Linked DNA regions of Mus musculus: region 1 is linked to region 2. A link is a contact called in ENCODE Hi-C or POLR2A ChIA-PET data. All regions are on one chromosome and are shown on one strand. Each heading gives the region's core, a stretch centred on a gene start or an enhancer-like site at or near the end of the contact. The rest is flanking DNA. Distances are from core to core; before and after follow the strand shown. Region 1 holds the start of Dnajc5b (DnaJ heat shock protein family (Hsp40) member C5 beta). Region 2 holds the start of Pde7a (phosphodiesterase 7A).

Region 1 (4,407 bases), core at 1,685-4,184, 200 kb after region 2:
AACCAGTAGCCAACATCAAAGTAAATGGAGAGAAGCTGGAAGCAATCCCACTAAAATCAGGGACTAGACAAGGCTGCCCACTTTCTCCCTACCTTTTCAACATAGTACTTGAAGTATTAGCCAGAGCAATTCGACAACAAAAGGAGATCAAGGGGATACAAATTGGAAAAGAGGAAGTCAAAATATCACTTTTTGCAGATGATATGATAGTATATATAAGTGACCCTAAAAATTCCACCAGAGAACTCCTAAACCTGATAAACAGCTTTGGTGAAGTAGCTGGATATAAAATTAACTCAAACAAGTCAATGGCCTTTCTCTACACAAAGAACAAATAGCATATTCATTTTTTACCACTTTTCTACTGTTGAGCTTTTAGTGTTTCTTTTGTTATAAACAGTGTTACAAACAACTCTTACATTTAAATATTGTTCATGTCCATATTGGATATCTTGGGAGATTCACAGATGTGGGATTGAGTGGAAGGGTAGTAATTAGATCAAAGTTTGAAATTATGTGTGCATCAACCATTCCTTTTAGTTTTTATGCAAGCATTTAGGAAGTTAATAAAACAGCATTTATAACCCATGGGAATGATTTTTCTATATTCCTTAAAGGGTCCCTTAATGCAGTTGCCTTTAAATTTTTTTCTGGGACCAAATGGCAATTCCGACCCAGGGCAAGCTCTATATGTTGCAGAAAATGCTTGGCTGGAAGATCTGGTTTACAGTTAATGTTAACCTTTCTACTTAATTAGCTTCGTGATCTTGTGCAAGTCATAACCACTTTAAGCTATAATTTTCTCATCCATAAAATTGTACTAAACATAATATACCTCACTGAGATGTGATTAAATGAAATGATATATGTGAAAATGGCTTGTAAATGTTGAAGCATGATATAAAAAGTTATTTGTTGGTATTACAAATGATATGTGTGATATGTGTTCCCTCACCCCTTCGATACTCTGAAAGATACAAGTCAGCTCACGCAATGAAGATAATCCCTTAACATCATGGGGAAATGTCTACAAAAAGGAGACGGGGATATGAAGTACATTATAGCAGAAATCTGTTTCTTTACTGATATTCCTTTTCTAGTAAATACTAGAACGTGATGTGTCATTGCAGTAAATATGATTAGTAGCTTTGACTTTCTTACTCATCATCAAATCTGTGAAAACATCAATTACTCAGAGGTCACATTACTTGCTATTCTAGAATTGGTTTGGTGGGCCAGGATTTCTGAGTCCAGGTTAGGACAAGCTCTTCCTGGCATCTATAGGTTGTTAGAAAAATGAGTGGTCTCTACTGCGAATGCTCAATTACTGCAATGCACTTTATTTGGATGGCTTCGTGTCATGCAGATGCAGGTAGTCTCTTGAGCTTCCTGCCAGAAACCCCTGCTGTTGTTGAACTCTGGACAGGAGATCAGGATATAAATGCAATGTGTCCAGAAGGGTTAGAGCACAACACAGAGGGCCTCTGGGCTCTAGTTAGCTCAGACACTTCACCATCCAGGCTATCAATGCTATTATGTGTAAAGCAGGTGAGATGGATGGTCTTTGTCTTAGTGAGGATTTTACTGCTGTGAACAGATACCATGATCAAGGTGTCTTTTATAAAGGACAACATTCAATTGGGGCTGGCTTACAGGTTCTGAGGTTCAGTCCAATATTATCATGGCAGGAAGCATGGCAGTGTCCAGGCAGGCATGGTGCTGGAGGAGCTGAGAGTTCTACATCTTGTTCAGAAAGGTAAACAGACCCCTCAACAGAGGAATGGATACAAAAAATGTGGTACATTTACACAATGGAGTGCTACTCAGCTATTAAAAAGAATGAATTTGTGAAATTCCTAGGCAAATGGATGGACCTGGAGGGCATCATCCTGAGTGAGGTAACCCAATCACAAAAGAACTCAAATGATATGTACTCACTGATAAGTGGATATTAGCCCAGAAACTTAGAATACCCAAGATATAAGTTACAATTTCCAAAACACATGAAACTCAAGAAGAACAAAGACCAAAGTGTGGACACTTTGCCCCTTCTTAGAATTGGGAACAGAACACCCATGGAAGGAGTTACAGAGACAAAGTTTGGAGTTGAGACAAAAGGATGGACCATCTAGAGACTGCCATATCCAGGGATCCACCCCATAATCAGCCTCCAAATGCTGACACCATTGCATACACTAGCAAGATTTTGCTGAAAGGACCCTGATATAGCTCTCTTGTGAGACTATGCCGGGGCCTAGCAAACACAGAAGTGGATGCTCACAGTCAGCTATTGGATGGATCACAGAGCCCCCATGGAGGAGCTAGAGAAAGTACCCAAGGAGCTAAAGGGATCTGCAACCCTATAGGTGGAACAACATAATGAACTAACCAGTACCCCGGAGCTCTTGACTCTAGCTGCATATGTATCAAAAGATAGCCTAGTAGGCCAACATTGGAAAGAGAGGCCCATTGGACTTGCAAACTTTATATGCCCCAGTACAGGGGAATGCCAGGGCCAAAAAGTGGGTGTGGGTGGGTAGAGGAGTGGGGGGGGGAGGGTATGGGGGACTTTTGGGATAGCATTGGAAATGTAAATGAGGAAAATACCTAATAAAAATTTTTTTAAAAAAAGATAAACAGAATACTGGCATCCCCAGGCAACTAGTAGGAAGCTCTCTCAAAGCCTACCCCCATAGTGACACACTTTCTTCAACAAGTCCACACCTCCTAATGGTGCCACTCCCTGGTCCAAGCATATTCCAACCACCACAGTCTTCAATGTTTCTTTCCGGAGATTTCAAAAGGTCCTGAGTGCTAAAGTAAATGAAAATTGAGAGACTGTTAGTGATGTGGGTGGGAAGATCTCAGCTGGGTAGTGGGGGTAGGGAAAATTCTAGTCTATGACATCACAATACCCAGCATAGACTAGAGCTTAGCATCTGAGAAGGAAAAGCAACGGAGGCTCAGTTATTGACAGAGCAGGGGAAGAACACTCGTGGAAGGACCCAGAAGGATCAGCCAGCCATGCCTCCAGTTCAGGTACAAGGTACATGACTTTTGCTAAGCTAATCACAGGACTCAATAGTGTCTAAAGGAAAAGAAGACACTTACACGGGTACCTATTTTTTTTAAGGGATGGTAGGAATCCAGAGGGGCTTCCAGCAGAAGTAAAGCTGGTATATCCAGGAGGCTATGAAGCCACAAAACACAGGCATTTATAAAGTTCTCAGATAACCACTGGCCCCTCCTCAACTTCTGGGAAAGTGCAAAAAGCACTGGTGTCTCCAGTGGTCAGTTCGTGGTTATTTTCTAAAGGGACTCACTCATTCTATGATATTCTTCTACACAGGAGTTTTGGTTTTTAGTGACTTCTCCCAGGATGACAGAGAAGAGTGAATATTTTAAATATTTAAGTGAAAGAATAATTTTAATAGAGATGGTTTTAAAAATACAACAAAAATTAATATAAGGAGGAGAAAGGTGTATTATGGGTTAACAATAGAGATTAACTTCAAAGTCTAGTTTTGAAATTCCAAGACTTCAGAGGCAAAAGGCCACCCCTAGGGACAGTGGAAGAGAGAGAGGCCTTGTGGTTGAGAAGTCAAGTTGCACAGTTCATCTGCTTTTACCCCTACTCCACTCCTCCCATGTCTAGGGACTCAGCAGTGAATCGTTGCTGGACGTGTGAACAGTTCTGTTTTCTTTACTTTGCTTTGGGGTTTTGGCTTCTAAAGTATTTGTTTCTTCCTGGAGGCCTAGAAAGACTCCAAGTGACAGCAAATAGCCGTTCTGTTTAGCAGCAGGCGGAGCTTAGGATTGGTGCCAGGCCCTGACTCATCTCTGTTTGGACTCCCTTGGGTCTTAACACAGAGCAACTCCACAGTCAGAGGCTAGGACTACTCAAACAGGCTTTTCTGATCATGGTCTGCAAGAGCCGTGTTAGGACACTGTGGAAGGAGCAGCCTGGGGCTCTGATTCGGATCAGTAACCTACAGGACACACCAGGCACAGTAGACAAGAAAGGGGATCAAATCCACCTGGGATACAGTTTTCACTCAGCTTCCAACAATCATGCATGTGTATCACAGCAGTAAGACCAGGGCCCCGACACTCTACGAAAGCAGCAGTAACCCATAGCATGTGAGACATTTGTTTGTTTGTTTGTTTTGTTTTGTTTTTTCGAGACAGGGTTTCTCTGTGTAGCCCTGGCTGTCCTGGAACTCACTTTGTAGACCAGGCTGGCCTCGAACTCAGAAATCCGCCTGCCTCTGCTGAGGGACCCAGAGCAAAGCAGAAGTGCCTGCTCACTGTATAGCACACATTCAACTTTCATCTGGAAGGTTGCTATGATTTTTCACAATTGAGTTATGGTCCAATTTCTTAAGACTCTGAAAACTAAACTTTCAC
Region 2 (4,565 bases), core at 1,421-3,920:
TAAATAAATTCTACTTAGAAACTAAAGAAAAAACTTAAATACATTTTTTTTTAAGACTCTTAAATAAAATCACAAAACCATCTAAACTTCTTCCAAATTCTGTAACGTTTAGCTTAGGAACCAACGATTCAAGGGTATGGCAGCTTGTGAGTCAACCAAATGCTTGTTTTAAAGAGCACTGAATAAGATTCTAAGATTATCTACCTCGTTTTTCCCATGACATATTGCCATCTATCCCCAAAGCATTCAGTTTCACTACACGATTTACTACTAAGTGATACTAAGTGATGGTAACCCATGTCAGCTCGAGTGAGGTACCCTGTTATGTTCACCAGGAAAAAGGTATGTATTCACTAAGAAAAGTTCTGTCTCAGCCTAAGGAGTTCCCACATACTCTCTTGGAGATCTGGAAGTTGTTTATAAGTTTTAAAAGCTAGTAAAATCGGTGTAATTCTATAGAATTTGTGGTTTGTTGCCACAGTCACAGTTTTAAAATTCCACTACCCATTTAATCTTAGTCTAGGGGTGGGCAAAGAAAACTGAAGCTTAAATTGTTTTTTGTGTGGTAATTAAGATACTAGGTAAAGCTCTTGGGGTCAGTTTTGTTTTCAATCCCTTGATCTTCCCTCTCAGGAAGCAGGGACATGTAACACATATTTCATAACTTTAGATAAAGTGTGCCTTACTATTTATATGTAAGTGAAAGTGGGTGTTCGTCATGTCTGCTGATCTCAGGAAGAAAACAGTATTTAGAAATGAAAGTTACTTCCATTAAAGACCTTTAATTACTATTATTGAAAACCTTCTCCTGAGTGCTTTAATATATTTTGATATTATTCTGGAACTTTAAAACGTGTTAAGCAATAATAAAAAATACAGTTCACAAACTACACTTCAAAGTAACAAAAGTATTATTTGAAATTCCACTTAGTATTTTACACTGAATTCTTTAGCATACTACCTTGTATCAGAAGAGTCTGACCTTAAATAAAGAAGAACTCTTTGAAAGGAAACTCACACAGAACCTCCTGCTCTATCTTGCAGGCCAAAAAGGAAAAAGAAAAAAAGGCAAATGACAAATAGAATTTACTGGCGATCTACTATAAGCAAAATCTCTAAAAGATGCTGTCCATTCTAACTGTCTTTAAAATTTCCTTTCTTATAATACAATATAATTGAAGGGAGAAACAGTGTGCTATAAAGGGTAAAGAAATACTAAGCAATAGAAAAAAATAAGAATACTTTATTTTACGAAATGAATACGGGACCTAGGGCAATGGCTCAGGCCTGGTACTTGGAAGTCTGAAGCAGGAAGATCATGAGTTAAAGGCAAGACTGAACAATTTAGAAAGGCCCTGCCATAAACAAGCACACAAATAAACGAATGAATGGATGGATGGATGGATGGATGAATGGCTGAGGCTCACTGATTGGAGTCTAGACCAGCAAATGTAAGCACACTCCTCCAGTACCCGTCCCAAAAGTAATCTCATAAACACAGAACTTCTGGCAGCAGGCAATGAGGGCACCAGGTTCATATGTAAACAAAGTAAAATTCTTCCTCTTTATTCTAAATCTGGCAACCAAATTTAACCCAACTAAAGAGCTGAGCCAAGGACGTCACAGAAAAAAATTTTTTTTTTTTTAATGTTCAACAGCAACTGGTGTTGGGCCATCGGAAACAAAGTCCTTTGTGAATGCTCATCAGTGGTTTCTGAACTAAAGCCGCCTTTATCAAGCGAGAAAACTGATTGGAAACCATCAACTTTGCACACTAGTTCCTGACACCTAGGCCCCTTCCCTACAAAGCAGCAGTTCGCAGTTCGGGTGAGGACCACAATGGGACCACTAGGCCTATTGTTCTGAGAAACTCAGCACCCGCAGCGCTGCAAGGCTCGAGAACCTGCACAGGTGTGGGGGAGGGCTAGGGGGTGGGGGGCGAAAAGGTGAGCTCAGGGTCATGACTAAGGGGACAAGAGGCCCAACTGGTAGGAGACACAGAGAAAGGAGGGGAGGATAAAGTCATGGCTTGGGGCTACCAGCGGGCGTGACGGGTTAGCCGCGGCGAGGGTCGCAGAGGCCAGGGGCACCGAGCACAGCCGAGGGTGAAAGACTCCGGGAAGGGGAGGCCAGCCTACCGAGGCGGGAACAATGGCCCGAGTCCCTCCAGAAGACAAAAGCACCGAGCTGCGGGCCCCGGGGCGGCGGTTACCTGCGAGAGCTGCCGGGGATGCGGGCAGCCGAAGAGCGCGGAGCTGGAGCTGAAGCTGATGGCTCCTCGGCGGCTGAGGACGTGCTGGGGGACCGGCCTGTCCAGGGGCAGCACCGGCAGCTGGTAGCATACTTCCATTGAACACGTCCGCCTTGGATCCGCGCGGCGCCCGCCAGTCCGCGGTCGCCCGCCCCTGCGCTACGAGGGGGCCGCGCCGCGGGGACCCGGGGCCGAGGCGCGCGCGGGGCGGGCGGCGCTAGTGGCCGCCGACGCCTCCCGGCCCTCCGCGCGGCTGGCGGCGGGAAGGGCTGCAGCGGGCTCGGGAAGCCGGGCGGGCGGCGTTAAAGGGGAACCCGCCGCCCAGGCGCTCCGCGGCGCGAGAGCTGGCCCGGGCCGCGAGCACGGGCGCGGAGCGTAGAGCAGTTCGGCCGCCGGAGCCCTGCCCCCTCCCCTCCCCCGAGCCTCACTCCGCTCCGCCGCCGGCGCGAGCCCGGCGTAATTCACACTTTGCAGCAGCGGACCCTGCGCCAACCACGGCCGCCGCCACCGTGACGTCACGACGCCGCGCCGCATGCCCCGCGCCCCGCGCCGCCGCCGCGCCCAGGAGCCCGCCGGCTGTCCGGACAGGGCTGCTCGCGTCCGCTGCGCTAGGCGCCGCGCCGCGCCGCGCCGCGCCCCGCGCCCCCCCGGCCCCTCCCGCCTCCCCGCAGCTCCCTCCCCGCAACCCGCGGCGCGTGCGCAGGAGAGTTACGTGGGGCATCCTCGGGCGCACCGACCCGGAGTTTGTTCGGCCTACCGGATCGGCGCTGTTTCGTCCGACAGATCCAAAATGCCCAGAGCACCGGGCGCCCTCTCCGTGCTCCGCCCGTCGGGGCACCGCGCGCGTCCCCTGTGGAATTCCCGTACTAGGGCGTCGCGGGAGGCCGCTGCGGCGGTGACGCCAGCAGATCTCGGGGGCTCAGTGCTCCCGCTATGTCACCGTCCGTGCCCTACCTAGGCAAGGTTCCAGTGGCTTCCCTTGGCAAGTGAGGCCCCAGACTTTCGGGGCCTGCAGAGCAGAAAAAGACCAAAAACTCCCGAGCGAGAAGGAGGGTCTTTGGATGGAGAAAAGTGAAATTCTGCAACCAAGAAAATGAGAAATGACGATATTGGGAAGACAAAGATGACAAAGAGACCAAAAGTTCCCCTAGCCAACCATCGCCCTTCTTTGTTAGTGTTTGCTGGCTAGGATGTAAGAGAGCTTTTCACCTGTTTTGGTAAGGTGAGGATATAATTTGCTTGTTCTTTTAAGTTTCTGCCCCAAACTGCCAAAGCTTTTCTGCAGGAGCCGACTGTTTCTGATGCTTTGAGCATCAGATACTTTTAGCATGAACGAGCTCCACACCCCCACCCCCACCCCCGCCCCCTGGCAAAATAGATTTGGATCATTTCTCAGGGCATCTAGTCTCCCAGTTATTTAAGATTGGCAAGGTGGCAGGTCTTAGAAGAAGTACAGTGCTGAGCCTGGGCTTAATGATGCTATAAATTGAGTACCGAGTGTACATGATCAGATAAACGGACAAAGGTGGAAGGTGTATTCTTTTATTATTTAAACCTCGTGCCCCTGTGTATTTTCTACATGCCAGGTCTTCATCATGTTTTACGATCCGTTCTGTGTCATGGAATTTGCCTTCACTAGATGAAGAAGCACTAATGAGATTCTTTTAGTGCAGCAACTGATCTCACTGCTTTTGAAATCCTAATTAGTCCCTGTAGTAGATGTGTTAAGCATCTCACTTGGGATTACACCGAGCACTGTGGGCCACTTAGTCTTCAGAAAGTCGTTTATCAGCTGACTAAATTGGAAGTAGATTCCTAGAAACAAACTTGCCCTACACCTAGGACAGATAAATCTCAAGAACTAACCTCAAGTGATATGTACGGACATGGTGGTACAAACCTGTAATCGCTGCCTTTGGAAAGCTAGGGCAACACGATGAAGAGTTGAGAGTTAAAGATAAGCTCAAGTATCATAGTGAGTTCAAAACCAGGCAGACTACATAGTGAGATTCTATCTCAAACAACAACAACAAATTTGAGTACCTCTACACAAAGTTGATACTGGTAAAATTTCATTGAGTAAAATATACCACATTTAGTAATATCCAAATATTTGATTAATTAAATAATAAGACTCACTACTAAATAGGCAACTAAACAGTACATTTCCAGTAAGGTCTATTTCAGGGTCCTTGTTTGAGCCAAGAGCCCTGGCAGGTATTTTATATACAGTATTTTTACCCAACACATAGTAATTTGATCTTATTTATACAAATGAGCAGTCCCTTTCCAAAACTAAGTCACTTCCTTAGTA

Evidence for each region. A loop is a pair of places that touch in the nucleus more often than their neighbours do. ChIA-PET counts read pairs that join two places held with the same protein, here RNA polymerase II (POLR2A).
Region 1: a map of mouse embryonic stem cell shows a loop between it and region 2 (2.3-fold over the local background). The contact joins the promoter of Dnajc5b here to the promoter of Pde7a in region 2. A Hi-C loop is called at or near these places in 1 of 37 maps with a recorded cell type or tissue (mouse embryonic stem cell). POLR2A ChIA-PET finds 5 or more read pairs at or near these places in 1 of 5 experiments (Patski).

Annotation. Positions count from the first base shown.
Region 1 is chr3:19,505,661-19,510,067 of GRCm38, forward strand. It overlaps Dnajc5b (DnaJ heat shock protein family (Hsp40) member C5 beta), which reads left to right and starts at 2,935. Exons shown (of 5, transcript NM_025489.3): 1 at 2,935-3,046.
Region 2 is chr3:19,308,652-19,313,216 of GRCm38, forward strand. It overlaps Pde7a (phosphodiesterase 7A), which reads right to left and starts at 2,671. Exons shown (of 13, transcript NM_001122759.2): 1 at 2,213-2,671. The coding sequence starts at 2,350.